Regions from separate parts of the Homo sapiens genome. Here region 1 is linked to region 2. Evidence: chromatin loops called from intact Hi-C (ENCODE). Cell type or tissue: heart right ventricle. All regions are shown on one strand. Links, peaks and the distances in the headings refer to the core of each region. The heading gives the core; the rest is flanking DNA.

Region 1 (9,744 bases), core at 1,136-9,135, 130 kb before region 2:
GATTACTGTAGCCTTGTAGTATAGTTTGAAGTCAGGTAGTGTGATGCCTCCAGCTTTGTTCTTTTGGCTTAGGATTGACTTGGCAATGCGGGCTCTTTTTTGGTTCCATATGAACTTTAAAGTAGTTTTTTCCAATTCTGTGAAGAAAGTCATTGGTAGCTTGATGGGGATGGCATTGAATCTGTAAATTACCTTGGGCAGTATGGCCATTTTCACGATATTGATTCTTCCTACCCATGAGCATGGAATGTTCTTCCATTTGTTTGTGTCCTCTTTTATTTCCTTGAGCAGTGGTTTGTAGTTCTCCTTGAAGAGGTCCTTCACATCCCTTGTAAGTTGGATTCCTAGGTATTTTATTCTCTTTGAAGCAATTGTGAATGGGAGTTCACCCATGATTTGGCTCTCTGTTTGTCTCTTGTTGGTGTATAAGAATGCTTGTGATTTTTGTACATTGATTTTGTATCCTGAGACTTTGATGCAAAAATCCTCAATAAAATACTGGCAAACCGAATCCAGCAGCACATCAAAAAGCTTATCCACCATGATCAAGTGGGCTTCATCCCTGGGATGCAAGGCTGGTTCAATATACGCAAATCAATAAATGTAATCCAGCATATAAACAGAGCCAAAGACAAAAACCACATGATTATCTCAATAGATGCAGAAAAAGCCTTTGACAAAATTCAACAACCCTTCATGCTAAAAACTCTCAATAAATTAGGTATTGATGGGACGTATTTCAAAATAATAAGAGCTATCTATGACAAACCCACAGCCAATATCATACTGAATGGGCAAAAACTGGAAGCATTCCCTTTGAAAACTGGCACAAGACAGGGATGCCCTCTCTCACCGCTCCTATTCAACATAGTGTTGGAAGTTCTGGCCAGGGCAATCAGGCAGGAGAAGGAAATAAAGGGTATTCAATTAGGAAAAGAGGAAGTCAAATTGTCCCTGTTTGCAGACGACATGATTGTTTATCTAGAAAACCCCATCGTCTCAGCCCAAAATCTCCTTAAGCTGATAAGCAACTCCAGGCTGGTTTTAAAGTGTCCCAAAAGATTGCCTGTCCTCATTAAAGTTTCTCCCAATTGGTAATTTCCTGTTCTTAAGGTCCCTAAGCTGTAGACCCTTATAGGTTGGTCCCTCTAGGCTGGTGAATGGCTTGTTATCATCCGCCACATACACCTAGCAGAAGATGAATCAGCCTCAGGTTTCTCGATTGCAGTAGAGGGACAATATGAGAGTGCCTTCTGAGACCTGAATTTCTCAGAATAAGGTATTTTGTAAATATGGTAACCACATTTTAACATATTTAAGTCATTCTAATGGTTTTTCCTCATACTTGGAATAAAATCCAGGCTACCAAAGACTGCAGCACACAAATGCTCCAGCCATGCCTACCTTGGGCAACCTGCATTATCATCTGATCACATGGGCTGTCTTTCTATTCTTCATACATGCCAAACCCATTCCTGCCCAAGGGCTTTTGCTCCTATTCTTCCCTCTGTGGCAATGCTCCTCCCTTGGATCATTGCATGGCTGGCTCTAGTTTTCTTATTCCCATTCCTGTCTCAACTCACATCTTACTTCCTCATGGAGACCTTTCCTGATCATGCTATCTAAGATTTCGCCTCTCCACCCCAGCACGACTCATTTCTTTATAGTTCTTATCATAGTCTGCAATTGAATTATGCATTGTTTCATTCACTTGTTTACTATCTCTTCTCAATAGAATGGAACCTGTTCTCCCAGAGTGATATTCAAACTATTTAACAACCAGTGCAACATGGCACTAATCAATCATAATTGACAGTGGGCAAATTCCTGGAACAGAGTCTGCTGGGGGCGGCAGAGGTGGGGGCAGGTGAAGGGCAGCAGGTGGGGGCTGCAGTCTGGACTTTAACCCTTCAGTTGCTGGCTTGTGGGGAGGTCTGGAAGTTCTGAGTGAGGGGCTGGAGTAGATAGGGTAATGTGTGTGAACTATAAGACTCAAGGAAATGGCATGCATCTATTAGTATGAAAGTATTTAGATATTGTAGCAATCAGTACGTCCACTAGTTTCTACTGGTTGAATATCAGCTCTGCTTCTCTCCCCCATTCAACATTGTATCTTAAGGCCTGGAATAGCAACTGACACACAGCAGTTCCTCACCTAATCAATTACGTGAGTATCATTGAGTCTTGTCCACATACCACTTCTCCACCTTCATATTTTATAGAAGAGCTAGAAAGTGTCCTGGGTTTATAGATCACTCAAGGAGGTAAGTAAGGGTATATTTAGGCCATGAAGTCTGCCCCAGCAATGACTAATATCTATGACTTTTCACGGTTTACAAAATCTACAATCCATCGTCTCATTTTTATTCTCACAACCATCCTGAGACGCTGGCAGGACAAGAATTATTATATTCGTATTTTAGTTTAGTGAACTCAGACTCCCATAATTCATGTGATAGCTAAAAGACAGGCAGGAATGGGAAAGGGCTCCTGTCTTCTGGGCTGAGACTATGATCCTTCCATTAGGATGTGTATTCTGCCCCTAGCCCTGGATGGAGCTGGGCCTGCGCGTGGAAGCAGCTTCTGGATACAGGCGTGAAGATTCTGGGCTCTATAACTAGGGTTGTATATGCCCTTATAGAACAACTGTGGCTACTTTACAAAATAGAGTATTTCAGGCAAAAGTTACAGCCCAGGGGAGTCTAGTGGAACCTAGACCTCCCTGTGGAAGAAGTTAAAAGAACAGAAAATGACACACCTGAAGAATTTTTTTTTTTTTTGAGACGGAGTCTCGCTCTTATTGCCCAGGCTGGAGTGCAATAGCGTGATCTTGGCTCACTGCAGCCTCCGCCTTCCAGGTTCAAGCGATTCTCCTGCCTCAGCCTCCCGAGTAGCTGGGATTACAGGAGCCACCACGCCCAGCTAATTTTTGTATTTTTAGTAGAGACAGGGTTTCACCATGTTGTCCAGGCTGGTCTCGAACTCCTGACCTCCAGTGATCAGCCTGCCTCGGCCTCCCAAAGTTCTGGGATTAGAGGCGTGAGCCACCATGCCCTGCCACACCTGGAGAATTCTTAATGGGGATATAGACAATCTTCTTAGACACTCTATAACCAGCCTTGGACTTTTCCAAGATCGCCAAGACTTTTCCTTGGCAAGCTCACAAGGCAGAGCTAACACCAACAGTGAAAAATTACCACAAAATCAATCAGGTTTGGGTTTAAAAATAAATATGTAAAAATGAGAAGAAATATACCTTAGAGTAATGTTTACCAAAATATGGTACATACAAAAATGGCATTTAGATATTTGTACTTAGCATGTGGATGAACATTTTGTAGCTTTTTATTACTTATGAACTTGTTTTAATACACATATTTAGAGAAAAATACACAACTACACCGATTTTGTGATTTCAGATGTATAAGAAATGATTAAAAGTAGGTATTTAAGTTTTTGTTAATACAAGAGAATTTAAAGAAAAAGGTAAAAAATAGTAAAGGTGATTCTCAGACATGTTACAAATGAAGTGATTTTGTGAAAATCATATTCTTTAAAGACAGTTCTATCAGTTTGTGTGACCTTGAACACATTCTTAACATGGTGATACTTAATTTCCTCACTTCCTGACAAATGAGGATAACACTAAAGCTGTTTAATAATTTTGTGGCAAGGATTCAAGATTTCAATACATGGAAAGTATTCAGCCCGGTGTTCAGCACACAGTGAGAATGCAATAAATCTGAACTATTGTTTTTACTTTTCATCGATAACAGTGAGAACTCTTGAACCATGGAAAGCTGCCTTGCAGAAAGCTCATCACTGAAGATTTGTAAACAGGACCAGGAGGACATTTATCAGGGATGCTGCAAGGGAGATTCTCACATAGGTAAGAGCCAAGCTAGTGCTTTGAGGTCCTTCCAACCTGGAGATTCCAACCCTGCTTTTCAGTGAAATCCAAGGGACTTGGAACCAGAGTTTTCCTCTTATGTTTTGAGAGGACACTTAGTTACTGATCATCGGCATTGAAAAGCCATTGCTCTGTGAACACTATTGTTGGCTGTGACACCGAGACTTGGCCTTTTCATCACCCACATCACTGTCAAGAAGAGCTGTTTGAGAACCACACAGCTATTGTCCCATAGTTCTTGCCCAACCAGGAAAATCCCTATTCTGTCCTCACATCCTTCCTCATAACCGTGGGAATTGCTGTGAGGGTTTCTCATGGGTACAGAGAGGAACCATCCTGTCTCACTCTCAAGTGGAAACTGGCCTTTTCCCAGTGGAGGATACTGGCAGGCAACCAGTTCCACACTGAGAGCCCTGGCTATGGGAAATCCTTCTTCATACAAGCTGAAATATGCTTCTCTGCAGCTTTCACCCACATGTCCTAGTTTCATCTCCTCGAACCACAAAGAACAAGTCTATCCAGTGCCCCCCATGTAAACCCCTCAGAATTCTGTAGACTAAAGGAGCATTTGCCCTGTTGTTTTTGTTCCCCATTGTTCCACAGACACACATTGTTCCTTCTGAGCATAGTTTCCAGCCCCCACCCCTTCCTTATCACTGACATCATTTCTAACACAGTTCCTCTTTGCCCTTTTTGCATGCCAGAGATTGTGGACTCTGGGCTCCTTTTTCTTTATAGAGGGACAGACACTCTCAGTAAACAGTTCAACTGCAAAGGATCCAGCAAATATACTCATTTGAAGCCTTCAGTGACAGATCATGATGTGTTTGCTGCTCTTTAGGGCTCTGGTCCCTTTCTTACTCTGTGCACACTTCCAAGAAATCTCCTCCAGTCCACCTGGTTTTATTCCATCAACTGAAGATTCTAGTATCTAATTCTAATGTTGTTTCTCTTCTGAGTTCCAAGATTGTGTACAATAGGCTCCTGAATATCCACACATAAATATCTCACAGGTGTTTCAATCTCACTGAGTTCAAAACTGAACCTACTCACTTTCTCCCAGTTTCTCTATCTCTGCAGTGGGGATATTAATGATACTTAAATCACAAGGTTGTTTTAAAGATTAAATAAATAAATGTGTGTTAAGCACTTAAGATAGTACCTGATAAAAAATAGATAGTATGTATATTGCCATTATTGGTGGGCACAGAAAAACAAGCAAAGATAAAATATGCTGGTGCTGATATTTTATGAGGAAAAAAAACATGAAGCATGAGAGGCTGAGAAGTGCCAATAGAGACAGAAGGATACCACAAGGCAATTTTGGAAAGCGGTTGTAATATGTTCTCGATGCATTCTTCTTGTAGAAAACAAATGTCTAAGAAAATTATTGATAACTCACTAAGTATATATATATATGTCATTATCGTTGGTTGGCCATTCTGAGTGTTTTTCAGTTGCTCAACATGCTCAGCATGAGGGGCCTTCTGTTCTATGGCTAAAGTCACTTCTAGGGTCAGTATCTCTTTTTCTGGGCTTCTCAGAGGAAGTGAGTTCATGGTGAGGTTTATATCCAAAGAAGAAAGGATCGCCTTTGGAGATGGCAGCAGTCTGCTTTGTAAGTGCTTATGCAAGTCAAGCATCAACTTGCTATGGAGAAGCATCTCATGAACCTGCAAGAGTGGTTGGTTAGGACATGCAAAGCTGTGCTACTCAAAGTGCTGCCTACAGATTGGTGCTGATCCACAAACTGTTACTGGTCTGCAGTGTAGTAAGTACAGAACTGAGAATAAGCATAAGACATAAAGTATCTTTATGTCTTAAATCTAACAGTGGTAAAATGTAGACTTGTATTTAACATATGTGAATATATTTTCATTTAATTTAAAGCATTAAATTGTGATGAATAGAAAACAAACAAAAGAAAAAAGGAAAAAAAATAAATTAGCTCCTCATAACATATTGTTTGAAAGCATTGAGTCTGAGTGTGCATCCCTGAGTTCTGGTCCTGGCTTTGACACCACCTCATGAGAGATCCCAGGCAACTCAGTCCTCTTTGTATAAATACCACCCACTGATTGCACAACTGGAGCAATTACTCTGTGCACAGAGTAATTTCCAAACACTCACTCCTGTTTGGAAATTACTTTCCATGTATATGAATTAAGGATCTTGGAGTAGCTTATTCTTAATTTTCTTCATCTTTGAAGATGCCATAATCCTAATAATCCTTTAAAATATTTTTTAAAATAAACTGAATAAAGCTCCATTGCTTGCTTTTGAGCTAAATAATCCTGCTTTCTGATAAAAACCTAACCACAGCCTAGACTTTGACTGCTTTTCTTCAGATCTCCATAAGGAACATATTATTTTCTTTGGGTGACTATCTCCCAGCTTTCCTCTTTCACTGTGAACATCTCCTTTTCTTGCTGTTCTCAGGTCTTCCCCCAAATCAAAGTATTTTACAGGAATATCTTCCTCTGCTGTCTGTTCATGGACTTATGATCTTGAATTTTCCAAGTATTTATCTAAGACATTCTCTGAATAAAATCTAAGCAACCAGGCTTTGTAAGGAGTTTGGATTTTATTCTGAGTAATGGGAAGCCATCGGGTATTGCTAAGAAGGGGAGTGACGATATGATTTATGCTTTCAGATAACCCATGGCTGGTCTTTGGAGATTAGATTGTAGGGGTCAAATATGTGCACAGAGAATACCCTGGAGGCTAATACAGTACTGAAGGTAGGCTGTGATGGTGGTTTTGTCTATGAGACATAAAGAATAGGCCTTTATCTTGTTCTTATCTAGCTTATTCACCACTCTTGGTAGTGCTATAGTATAGAATGGTGTATATGTCTCAGATATGGCTTTGCTTAACTGGATTGGGATTGCAGTTGTTTCTGGGTAGTTATTTAACACTAATGCTAAATAATGTAACAGGAGTTAACATTAATTCACAAGAAGTTATGTCTTGAAATCATTGCCCAATGTCTCATTCATATGAGTGTATGTAATCAGAAAACATGCAGGCGAAAGACTGTTGATGCAGGGTTTCAGATGGAAAAAGCTTCCTATCCTTCTGTCTTTTCACTTTGAAAACAAAGGTGGCAAACAAGATTTCTGCACTCTAAAGGCCATCCCAGACAATGTGCTGGTTTGTTGAAGCAGCCCTGGGGCTGCTGAGGAGATGAAGAGGTCTGCCTTTGGGAATCAACTGCCTTCAGTCACGCAGACCCATAGACCGTGCATCAGCTGACTCAGCAATAGATGGCACTGAGCTATTCACTCCATTTCACCTTGGGCTGTATCTAGGCATTTCACTGAGAAGTGAAAGAGTTAGGAAAAAAATTAAGGACTATATCCCGGTAAAATCATTCTAGTAATAGAATTGGTTGGAGATTTCTATCTGGGGAAATGTTCAGCTTCATAGATGACCACGATCAGCAACCACACTGAGAATAATTTAGGATAAGGGAAGAATCCATGAAATACATAAAAAGAGGCAGTGGGAAGTGATGTAGATCCCCAACTTTGAAGTTTGAACCAAGATTCAATTCCCCTGTCTTTGTTTTGCTAGCTTCTAACTTCAGATTGTTTTCTGATTATTAGAAGCTGTATCTTTTCTGCAAAATATGATAATTTCACATTCATGGTTGATACAAGCATCAAATGAGAACTAGATGACAGTGTTTATAAACTATAAAAAGCCATGAACAGTTTAGTTATAATAATAAAGCTTCCACTGAATTGCATCTTCTTATCAATGCTATTTGTGGAATTCATACAGCTTGCTTGGTCGCAACATTGCTAAGTGAAACTTGAAAGACACTGTAAGAAAATACCTGTAGGTATCAAATTACATAATGCATAAATATGATGATTTTATGTGCATGCATGTGTGTACATGTTTGCATTATATCAGTGTTATATTCAAATTTTGAATAATAAAATTTTGATGGGGTGGGATCAGATGCAATATGGGAAGCAGGTTTGCAACCAGGGCTTTGCAGACAGAAAGACCAGTGTTCAAACATCAGTTTTCAGGGTTGGTGAGTTTAGACAAAATTGCTTAATTTGTATGATAATCTGCAAACTGGTGATAGCAATATCTATTTAACAGTGTGGATGTGAAAAAGTAATAAGGTAAAGAATATTAAACATTTTGCAAGTACTGAGAAAAAGGAGACCCCAATAAATGCTAGTTTTTTTCATTATTACCAATAATAAAACCCACTCCATGCATATGTGTGGGTAGATGGAGACTCTTGCCTGAGTGACAGTCCCTGGAATGGTACAAAGAGATGTTCACTTGTATGAGAAAGAAACATCCTTTCTTGAGTCTGCCTCTCTTGCTTTGTGGAGGAAGTGCCAGAATTTGATTATTCCTTTTCTTCCTGACTTCTTTCAGAAATGGAACAGGCCAATGGGTTCTAGGAATGTAATTTTTTAAAACATTCTAAGCTTTAGGGGTACAAATGGTTTTTGGTTACATGGATGAACTGTTCCAGTGGTGAAATCTGGGCTCTTAGTGGACCCATCACCCAAATAATGCCCATTATAACCAGTAGTTTTTAATCCCAGACCCTCTCTCCCAGCCTGTCCCATCTGAGTCTCTAATGTCCATGATACCACTCTGTATGTCTTTTCGTATCCTTCGCTTAGCTCCCACTTACAAGTGAGAACATGCAGTATTTGGTTTTCCATTCCAGAGTTACTTCACTTAGAATAATGGCCTCCAGTTCCATCCAAATTCCTACAAAAGACATTACTTTGTTCTTTTTTTTGTGACTGAATAGTATTCCACGGTATAGGTATATCACATTTTCTTTATCCACTCATCAGTTGATGGGCACTTAGGTGGATTCCATATCTTTGCAATTGTGAATTGTGCTGTGCTAAAAATACACATGCAGGTGTCTTTGATATGGTGACTTCTTTTCCTTTGGGTAGATACCTGGTAGTGGGATTGCTGGATTGAATGGCAGTTCTTTGAAAAATCTCCACACTGTTTTCCATAGAGATTGTACTAATTTACATTTCCACCAGCAGTGTTCAAGCGTTCTGTTTTGGGAATTTTGAATGAGCAAAACAAAGGAGTAAAAAAAGTTTTCTGTAATCTCTTCTGAAATCACTCAAGTAATGAAGCAAGATAGAGAAATGAGCAAGGGAGGTAATGGCACTGCGCCCATGGAGAGGGGCCGACGGAAAATGACTCATAAGCATGGTTGGGACTGTCCTTGGGAAGAAGTTGGGAGACTCTAAGACATATAATTAATAGAAGTGACTTTAAAAACAGGATAATATGCATTCACATTCCAGTTCTACCACTCACCATGTGTAGTTCAGCAAGTTACTTAAATTCTCTGTAAAATACAAAATGGAAATAAAAATAATATCATTCTCACTGGGATGAGGTAATGTATATAAAGTGTTTGGCAAATATTTTTGTTTTATCATAGTTTTCTATTTTTAATAGCTAAGAACCAGAAATTTCTCCTTTGGAAACCTGTTTAGTTCTATTTCTTAAAGTTATTATCTTATTGCACTATTTGGCATAGACTAATATTCGTTTTGAAAATATAGTTCTGATGTTTTTTCACACTAACATCATAAGAAAAAGGATTTTGGTCCAAATAGAGACACAATTTTAAATGGAGGAAGAAGCAGAGTCCATCTGGTTTTGAGCACAGAAATGGCAGCAGATAACAAAGGGAGAATTCTCCAAGGGAAGGGAGAATTCTGGACGGTTGAGTCAAGGCTGTTAGAACAGTCATGCCTCTTCTAGTAATTATGGGGCTGGTGTACCTTCCTTTTAAAACCTTGGAAATATTTATA
Region 2 (9,744 bases), core at 1,316-9,315:
AATTATGTCCTCAACTCTCACCAAGGGTCAACATAGAGAAACCGAAAACAAACGTAGATATATGAAGAACACACAGATTTTTATCAGATATATATTGTGTAGCACAAGTATGAGCATGCTATATATTTAATTCTTACTGTGTCTTATGTGGGGAATCCCATTATAAATCTTTAAATCTCTGGTCCAGGTGAAAGTTTCTCTCCCCTAATTTCTGGTATATTTCTTTGTACTATGTACTTTGTACTATGCGATGAGAATCATACTTCTCCTTGTGTTGTTTCCCTTGCAGCTCTAGCTGCTAGGAGGCTCTACAATAAAATTGAAAATTTTATTTTTATAGTGCCCCTCAGCTGATATCCTTTGAAATAACTTTTTTCTTATCACTTTTAAATATTTAGTTTTTTTCTTTATATTGTTTTTACTAAATTTTTATTGTTTTACAGATGTTATCATTGTAATCTGCTTTAACTTTTTACAAATTAGGAAATATGTCTTACATTTGCGGTTCTGTGTTTTCAGATATACTTTAAAGGTCTACGAGACTGAACAAAATTAATTATCAAGACTTTATGTACTTTCTATGAAAAATAAAATACTAGTCTTCATAACCCAAATAAAGAGTAGTATAGTGGGATGTTAGATAATACAAATTTGACTTTGTTTATTTAAAACAACAAAGTTCCTTGGGTGCTGAGTGTTATCTATTATCCAGTTACAAGCTTTACTTTTCCCCATCTTCTGATGTGGATCCCTCCTCTAAACAAAGGTTAAAAAAAGATTTCTATAAATAACATTTACAAGTCTGAATCTTTACCATCTCTTCCATGTTAACTACATTTCTTTGACTTGAAGTTATAAACAGTGACTTTTATTAGAAAAAGTAATAAAATAATACTATGTGGCAGCTGTTTTCGGGAGTAAAGGAGAATGACAATGCAATGTAGAGCAGTTAGGTTTGAATGGTGGGAAGTTCTGTGATATTAAACTGCTGTGTCTACTAACTTTTGATTCTAGGAAAACCGGGTCCCAAATTGGTGTAAAAAGTGAAGGGGAATGTAAGAGCAGTAATCCAGAGCAGGTGAGGTCAATTGTCAGCCTGATGGGAAATACTGGGAGGCTAACTTCAAATAGTAAGTAGGTGCTCTCCTCTTCCTTCTTAGGTGGGAGCCTTGGAAGGAATTAATTCTTGCTTTATGTGAAATGGAATACCCAGTACTGCCCACTAATATGAAAAAGCTAATTATAGTCTCTGAAACTGGATCAGATTACTTTGGTGGTTAGATCTTTCAATCTATTGCTGCTTTGTATAAAAAAAAAAAGAAGAAGAAGAAATAAAAAGGAAACTACATGTGTAGTAGAAAGGGCACAACACTTCAGTCACTTAGCCTGCGTTAAAACCCCAGCAGTGTCACTTGCTGTTTGGAGACCTTGGACAAATTACTTAACCTAAAATGAGATTTGAACTAAATAGATTTTTTTTCTATGATACAGTTTTGTGAGCCTGTGATGGTAGGGGAAGGGGAAGGAAGAAAGGATCTCATACATGTCACACTTGTCTTTTTCCAGGTGAATGATTTTCCTAATTTTCAAGGTCTGATGCCCTTTTTATAAGCTTCCAGAGCACCTGAGGTGACTTGCACCAAGTCATTTAGCATCATGCAATTTTAAATGTCTCTTTTTATCACCTAGGAGATTGGGAGCAAGTTGATGGCAAGGACTGTGCTCTGTCTGAGTTCTGGCACATAGTAGGTTATCTGTTTACTAAATAAATGAATAAACAAGTAAAAAAGTTTTATATTTAACCACATGAATTATAGAGTACTTACTGAGCTACATCTACACAGCTGGTACTGCTCTAAGTGGCCCATAGCAATGTCAGAGGGACTGAGTTCAATAAAATTTCTGAAAACAGTGTTGTCAGCATTACAATCTTGGTAAGTTTCAAGTTCTTTTCCCTGTTCTTCAGGATGTATGCAGTGCTTTTCGGCCCTTTGTTAGAGATGGAAGACTTGGATGCACAAGGGAAAATGATCCTGTTCTTGGTCCTGATGGGAAGACGCATGGCAATAAGTGTGCAATGTGTGCTGAGCTGTTGTAAGTAGCATCATCCCCAGGTGGACTTGATGATGATGCACTTGGTTGCTGTCCCGAGAATCACTCAGCAGAGAGATAAAATCCTTTTCATGAAGCATGCAATTCTTTGTCTTTACACTGTGAAATAGCCTTTCTCACAGAAAGGCTTCTTTTCTTTTTCTTCTTATCATTGATTGAAGTTTCTTAAAAGAAGAGAATAAGGTGGTCATGTTAGTTATTAAATTCAAGACTCTCATTTCTTTTAAATTACAGTAATTTGAAAATGTATAGTGTTTTATAAGGCACAATATTTTAAAATTTAGAAAGCACTTTCATATGGAATGATCTAGGTCAGTCGTCTGACATCCATTGCTTCATTTGGGCATATGTAGAGACCCTTCCTGAGTAATGTGAGGCTAATTAAAATAATAATAGTAATAATGCCATGTGTCTGAATCTATTTATTAGCTTAAAAAGTGGAACGCGGATCATTACAAAAGGAAGGGCTATTGGGTTAATCTTTATCTGAGTGCCTGGCAGTGCTTGGGCATTAAAGACGCAGATGTGGATAAGATCTAATTAGTCTTTCATATTCTGGCTGTTAAACAAGGTTTAGACTCTCTAATTCACGTGCCAGCAAACCTTAAATTGCTATATTTACATCACTGGAACTTTAAAATCAGGACAGAGATTTAACTGATTAGCAAACAAACGTCACACCTGCCTTTGAAAATTACAGTTAGTCCTTGTAGAATTCAAGGACATGTCCAATCAGGTTTACAAAACAGTGATGATAACTGGTTTCCAGACAGGAAATCAGCCTGATTTCCACTTTCTTATCTAGGAGACATGTTCTCTCAATGTTCAAATCTGCCCTAATTCTGTAGGGTTTTTTTTTCTTTTTATGCATTATGTGAAAAGGGGAATTTGACCTCTCTAACTCCTGGTTTCTTACTCTGTGGAACTGAGATAGCCACACCTATCTCCGGAATGAGACGCTAATCAAATGATAGATGTGAAAGGGCTTAAAGCTCAATTCAAATGTAGCTTTCATTAACAACTTAGTACTTTTACATGAAAGCAAACAAATACTTTACAAGGTATACAAAGTTATACTTAAGGGTGTGGATGGCAATGTCTCAAATGCTCAGTTTGGTTTCACCCTTGTCACAGCATTATTTTAAAGCTCTTGGTTCTGCCTGTTAAAGGGAATTTTCCTGACAATCTTCTGTTTGTCAATCAAGGTGTCACACCCATTCAGTTTTACAGAACAAAGCTTCTAATTGACTGTCAGTGAGTCAGTTTCACACCCTTTCTTACTATAGGCAAGAAAGCTAATTTACAGAAAGCAAGTTTCCCAGATAAGCTATTGCCGTCTTTCTTTCTTTCCTTATCTTTGGCAATTTCTCTGGCTCAGGCATTGAAGACGGAAATGCTTGTCTCTTGTAAGAGGATCATTTTCAGCAATTCGTAGCAGAGGATATGAAAGTGTTTAGCACAGGACTGAGGATACTGAAAATATGATTGAGTCATAAACTGACCAACTGTTTACTTTTCTTAACAGTTTAAAAGAAGCTGAAAATGCCAAGCGAGAGGGTGAAACTAGAATTCGACGAAATGCTGAAAAGGTAAAATGACTCACCAACGCAATTTTGTTCTTGTGGCCATATTTATTAACAAATGTATGCCTAAACCTTTGAGTAATGAAATAAAGTCATTGTCTTTTATTATTATATAGATATTTTTCTTAATATCAAAATTCCCCAAATTGACTATTCCTAGAATATTAATCATTAGATTCAGATTTAAAACAGCATTTCCTACCTAAGGCCCAAAATGTGCAGTTTCCACCTGTGTTTCTCCAGTCCTCTAGCCCCCAAAAGAAGATATAAGATAGAAAGTTTGTATAAACCAAATTCTGCTTAATTTCTAGCAGCCTTCTTTTTGGTTTAGTGTAAACCCATTTTACTCTGTATAAATTGTTTAAAATTGGCAATGAAATATAAATTAAACAGGAATAATTTTAAAATAGTGAGAGTGTTTTAAACACTATATCCACTAGTGCATTTTATGTGCAATTAAATTGACACAAGTTGAAGTTATTCACTTTGCCATTGTGATTATTCTGTTCAGAAAAACCTGCATTTATAAAGGTCTTGATTCTGCTTTAAAAAAAAAAAAAGACAAATTTTTAGAATGTGTTTTAAAAAAATCCTTAAAATTATTTTTTTGAAATTACTTGATAATTTAATTATTCAATCTAGTATAAAAAGTTTTGAATAAGCACTTTAGGTAATGCAGCCTGGATTTCTTAAATCACCTACTTTCAATGAGAGGGATAGCAGTTTCTTTGCTAAATGGCTAACCTTTTGTTGAGAAGTCAGAACGCCTGAGTTTTAGCCTTGGTTTTGCCATGCTCTGGGTGTGGGAGACTAAGTAAATAATCATCCTGGGCCTTAATTTTCTTGTCAGCAAAGTAAAGAGGTTGGATAATGACCTGAATTTTACCTTCCTGTTGGACTGTGATTCTACATCCTGCACACTTTTGTACTAATACAAGTGCACTCCTTTTTGCAGATCGTAGGGCTTATGTTTTCCTAAAGGAAGAAACAAGCCCACCTTTTGGTAGTCAAGAGCTAGCCCTTCAGTTCGTAATGCTTATTTAATGAAGCAAAGCTCTCAACCTAAATAGGGTATTGAAGGTTTACATTTAGGAAAACTAAGTATTCAGAACCATCTACAGTTTATGCAACACTTGCCAAGGATTGAAAAGGAATTCTTTTGTGGTGGTTGTTAAATTTCAGTCTAAAACTTTGGGTCATCCTGTGATAGTTAACATTTTATTACTTCATAAACACAGAGAGTTATTTTCCTTTGTTTTTCATTAGGTCTCTGTACTTCCCTCTTCCTCTCTGTGGCTAGGGTCATTGTTTTGGTGGGGTCACCGGGCATGATGGTGTGAATAGGACTGCTTTATTGTGATGGCTCAATATGTTCCCTATAATTAACTTGTCACTAGGTTGCAAACACAGTGTTTCTTCAGAATCTCCTTGGCTGAATCACAACTTATAAACTGAAATTATCATTGTTTCTTTTACGAGAATCATTGAGCATTAATTTTTTATACCATGCTATGATTATCAGGTGACTGTCTTCTGCTTCTCTATTTCTAGGTTGTTACAACCATGAGGTTTGGAGCACATCCATTGCTCCTCCAAAAATAAATATCTTCTTAATAGGAAGCAGTTAGGATTCTCTGTTAAAGCATCCCAATGGAATTTGAATTATTTTTTAAAAAACCAAAGAATGCTAGATCTAGAAAAGGTCCTACAGAGCATCTGTTCCAAAAACCTCATTGTAGAAGTAGTAACTGTGGTTCCAAAGGAGAAGGGACTTTGCTGTGGTCTCCCATTTGGGTGAGAGGGACAATCTAGTGGCCCAGGTCATTTGACTCCTAGCCATGCTCTTTATGCCCATGTTTTCTTGCCTGAAATTGAATGACGAAGGTCACACAGTTGAAAAGAAAGTTATAGACCAGGATTTTTTGTAGGTCATATTATAGTACTATATCTCACCACAAAATGTTTAATGACATAGAGATCCCCAAGCCTAGAGTAGCTTAGAGTATCATTTTTTTGGTAAAGTTTAGCCCTCCTCACATAGTAGAGTTTTCAAAACACAGAAAGTAGCCTGAAAGTATTGAACCAAAGCATCAGGAAATCTGAAAACAAATCTTTCTTGGATTTTTTTTGGTGGGGGGAAGTCACTCCTTTTTAGCTTTTCTAAATGAGTATCAGTCTTGATGATCTATCTGTCTAAGGTGAGGGTGAAAGGAAATTAGATCTACTCTCTCTCTACAATGTCAGAAATTATTATGGATAAAGAAGGCAGAATACACAAAAATTATCCACAGATCCATAGAGAAAATCAACTAAAGTAAGCATAACACTGTTGGATAACATCTTGTTTCTTTATACTTACAAACTTAGCTGGATTATTCTTGACTTGATCCATATTAAGTCACTTTTAGACATCTCATCTTCTCACAACTTTTTTTTCTTTTTTTTTTTGTGATTTGGCTGCTGCATTTTGTTGTGTTTGTGCTGGAACCTCATGAAAGATATCCCCTGACCCCTATTGATCTGAAAGTTAAAAAGAAATACCTAGTTTTAATCCAAGAAAACTCTTGGTCAGCCTTATTTTTTCCGAGGCTGTTTTTTATCTTTTAATAAACCTACCACATAACAGATACAAGTGCCAAGTAGTTGACAATATAATTACTGTTTCTTAGTAATCCTCATTAATATGTTGTATGTATTTGCCAACTTCTAGACCTGATGTTTTGTGGTAATAAATCTATTATAAAGTTTCCAGATTAAAACGTAGAAAAATGGTAAATAAAATTACTTGTTGGCTGGATGTGTTGGTTCATGCCTATAATTTCAACACTTTGGGAGGCCAAGGCAGGAAGATTACTTGAGCCAAGGAATTCAAGACCAGCCCGGGCAACATGATGAGATCCAGTCTCTACCAAAAAGGAAAAAATTTAGCCGGGTGTGGTGGTGCATGTCTGTAGTCCCATTTAGTTAGGAAGCTGAGGTGGAAGGATCTCTGAGCCTAGAGGTTAGAGGCTTCACTGAGCTATGATCATTCCCCTGCAATCCACCCTGCGCAATGCAGCAAAATCCTGTCTCAAAAAATAAAATATCCTGAAATGAAATGAAGTAAAATAAATATAATTGTCTTTTCAAAGGATTTTTGCAAGGAATATGAAAAACAAGTGAGAAATGGAAGGCTTTTTTGTACACGGGAGAGTGATCCAGTCCGTGGCCCTGACGGCAGGATGCATGGCAACAAATGTGCCCTGTGTGCTGAAATTTTGTGAGTATAGAAGTGGTTTTTTCAGAGTGATTCAAAGGGTGGGAGTGGAGATTGATTGGATTGATGAGTAAAAATAACTTTGAAAGGAAGCTTTGTTGTTGAGAACCATCTGAGCAGTTTTATGCCCTCCACAAATCATAATGCCACCTAGTGAGCAGGCACTACTGATGTTTGTCTATTTCTGAAGAGAAATGGATTCCATTTTCCAGTTGAAATATTGACTTACAGCATAGCACACTTCTTAACATTCCCCTGTGACTGTGACCTATGTGAAACTGTTTGTGAACTAATTCTAGTATAGAATGGGGGTAAAAGCAGGTACCACGACTTCGATTGTTTTTCTTCAGTAATTATCCCATGGTAACAGTGTTGATGCAACACTCTCAGATACTTCAGGTTTATACATTAATTGGATTACTCTTATCTTTTTATCTGGGACATATGACCTTGGGAGAAGGGCAAATCTCACAACATACAAATTATCACATTTATGAAAATGTCTTAGATGACATCTCATGACACTTTCGGCTTCTCTAGCTCTACAAGCCCTTTCCTGTGTCCTGTCCTATGCCAGTTCCTCCCGGTCTTGGCCAGATGATGTCCCCTCCTCTTGTAGATTACATTTCAGATTATCTTTCCTTGGACAAGAACTCCTAAAGTCCTTCCCTAATTGAAATTAAATTCTCATAATCCTTAGTAATTGTCTTTTCTAACCACCATCACAGTTGGCAATTATACAATTATTTCTCCAAGTTTTTGTTGACTTTCAGTCTTTTCTACCAGCCTCAAGAACTACAAGAGGGCAGGGTATGTGTTTGTATTATATACTCCTGCATGCCCAGGGCCCAGCCAACACTTGCCCAAAAAACCATAATTACTCACTAAATGAATGAATGAAGATATGAATGAAGATCTCCCACTCTCAAGAAGCTTAAGTTCAGTAGCAGAAATAAGCCATGGACATGTGCACATATTTATATATTGCAAAATAGAATAAAAACTGCTGTATAAGAGAAGACTATTCGATACAAAAACACAGCAATAGACATAGCGCTCATTTGTATTTGGGAACTGGAATGTCTTCTTCAAAAAGGTAGAATTTAAGCTGCAGAGTTTTAAATTTCTTTTAAGAAAGGGAGATGAGAAAAAAGATCATTTTAGTGGAAGTAAATGGTATAAAGGTGAAATTAAAGGGTCTTTTTGGGGATTTGAGGTGTTTTTAAAGTGTTTGTACTAAAACTCAGGACAACTTAGATATTTTTCCATCTATACCTAATGACTGTTTTGTAACATGAAGATCGGAAGCATCTCTACTCATTTATTTTACTTTTTCCAGCAAGCAGCGTTTTTCAGAGGAAAACAGTAAAACAGATCAAAATTTGGGAAAAGCTGAAGAAAAAACTAAAGTTAAAAGAGAAATTGTGGTGAGAATCAGTTTGATCAATCTAGTTACAACTTGTGTGTGTGTGGGGGGGTGCGTGTGTGAGAGAGTGCATATTACATAGTATGCACTTTCAATATTGTTTAATATTTTCCACACTACTAGTAGGTTTGCTGGAAACTAATTTCTAGTTATTATTTTGTGAAACTTAGATTAAAAAATTATGGCATTACAATTTCTAGCTGTATATGGAGGCAATTAATCAAGTCACATTAATAATGTAGTTTTGCACTCCTAAATGAAGGTGAAATATCAAAACATTGTCTGAATTCAAAGTGTGATATGTAGTCTTCGATGTGTGGTAGCTATTGTGAAGGTATTTACTTCAAAAACAATATCAATGTTGAATTTTAATGTGCTTCCTTTTAAATTATACTGTTCTCTGCTTTCTAAGTATCTTTTAACTAGTCACCTGTCTGTTTTTCTACTGCTACCCTCTTAGCTCAGACACTTAATAGTTTTCTTTTGCATTGACGTATTGGCATTGTACCTGGTTTGTACACTGTTGGTCTCCATCTTTCTCAATCTTCAAGATTTAATTCATCCTCCATGTTGTTTTCATATGTCATAGAATATGAGAACAAAAACTATGGTTCCACGAGTCAGCGATGCTATAAAATTCCAATGTTTGAAGATATTCTAGAGTATATTCAGACCATTTCACTTCTTATAGAAACCCTAACTTATTTCTTACAGACAGTTTTCCAGACTTCTATGATGTGCAGTCAACAGTTCTCCTAAGTAAGCCACTCCATCAGGCCACCCTCTGCCAGTATAACTCCATTTTCTTTCTTTCTTTCTTTTTTTCTTTTTCTTTTTCTTTTCTTTTCTTTTTTTTTTTAAGACAATTTCTTTCTTTCTTTTTTTTCTCTGTCACCCAGGCTGGAGTGTAGTGGTGGGATCATGGCTCACTGCAGCCTTGACTTCCCACTCTCAAGCTATCCTCACACCTCAGCTTTCCAAAGTGCTAAGATTACAGGCATGAGCCACTACACATAGCTTAAGCCTCATTTTGAACTGCTTTCTTCCCCTCAGTCCTAGGTTACCAAGTCCTTTTAATTTTGATATTCAAATATCTGTCAACTACTATTTTATCATTTATTTCCAATTTTTCTCCTTCCTTCCCTTTCTTCCTTTCCTTTCTCCTTTTTCTTTTTCTTCTCTCTATTCTTTTTTCTCTTTTCCTCCCTCTCTTTCTCTCTTTTTTAATAATATAATTACTGTTCTAACTTCAGTCCCTAGTTAATCAAATCCTCCACACATCTGGTTGATAACCTTTGTAAAACAAAGATTTGATTTTGCCATTTTCTGCTATAAACATTTATAATTTTCCCATTGCCTAAAAGTAA

Evidence for each region. A loop is a pair of places that touch in the nucleus more often than their neighbours do. Peaks named below come from ENCODE experiments on the same cell type or tissue, not always from the same donor. Only the 100,000 strongest peaks of a DNase experiment are listed, where the experiment ranks them.
Region 1: a loop joins it to region 2, with 4 times the contacts of the local background. A loop is called at or near these places in 14 of 110 quality-filtered maps.

The regions. Positions count from the first base shown.
Region 1 is chr5:147,959,934-147,969,677 of GRCh38, forward strand. No RefSeq gene overlaps it. Among named protein-coding and RNA genes, the nearest start is that of C5orf46, 58 kb to the left of the region's middle. In heart right ventricle, for the core only: no CTCF peak of the experiment used is centred there; a DNase peak (open chromatin) is centred at 4,318; H3K27ac peaks cover 3,723 bases.
Region 2 is chr5:148,087,528-148,097,271 of GRCh38, forward strand. SPINK5 (serine peptidase inhibitor Kazal type 5) reads left to right here. Exons shown (of 33, transcript NM_006846.4): 6 at 1,015-1,078; 7 at 1,967-2,094; 8 at 3,638-3,701; 9 at 6,827-6,954; 10 at 8,291-8,378. LOC124901185 (a long non-coding RNA gene) reads right to left here and starts at 6,215. Exons shown (of 3, transcript XR_007059139.1): 1 at 6,055-6,215; 2 at 1,827-2,276. In heart right ventricle, for the core only: no CTCF peak of the experiment used is centred there; no DNase peak of the experiment used is centred there; H3K27ac peaks cover 2,035 bases.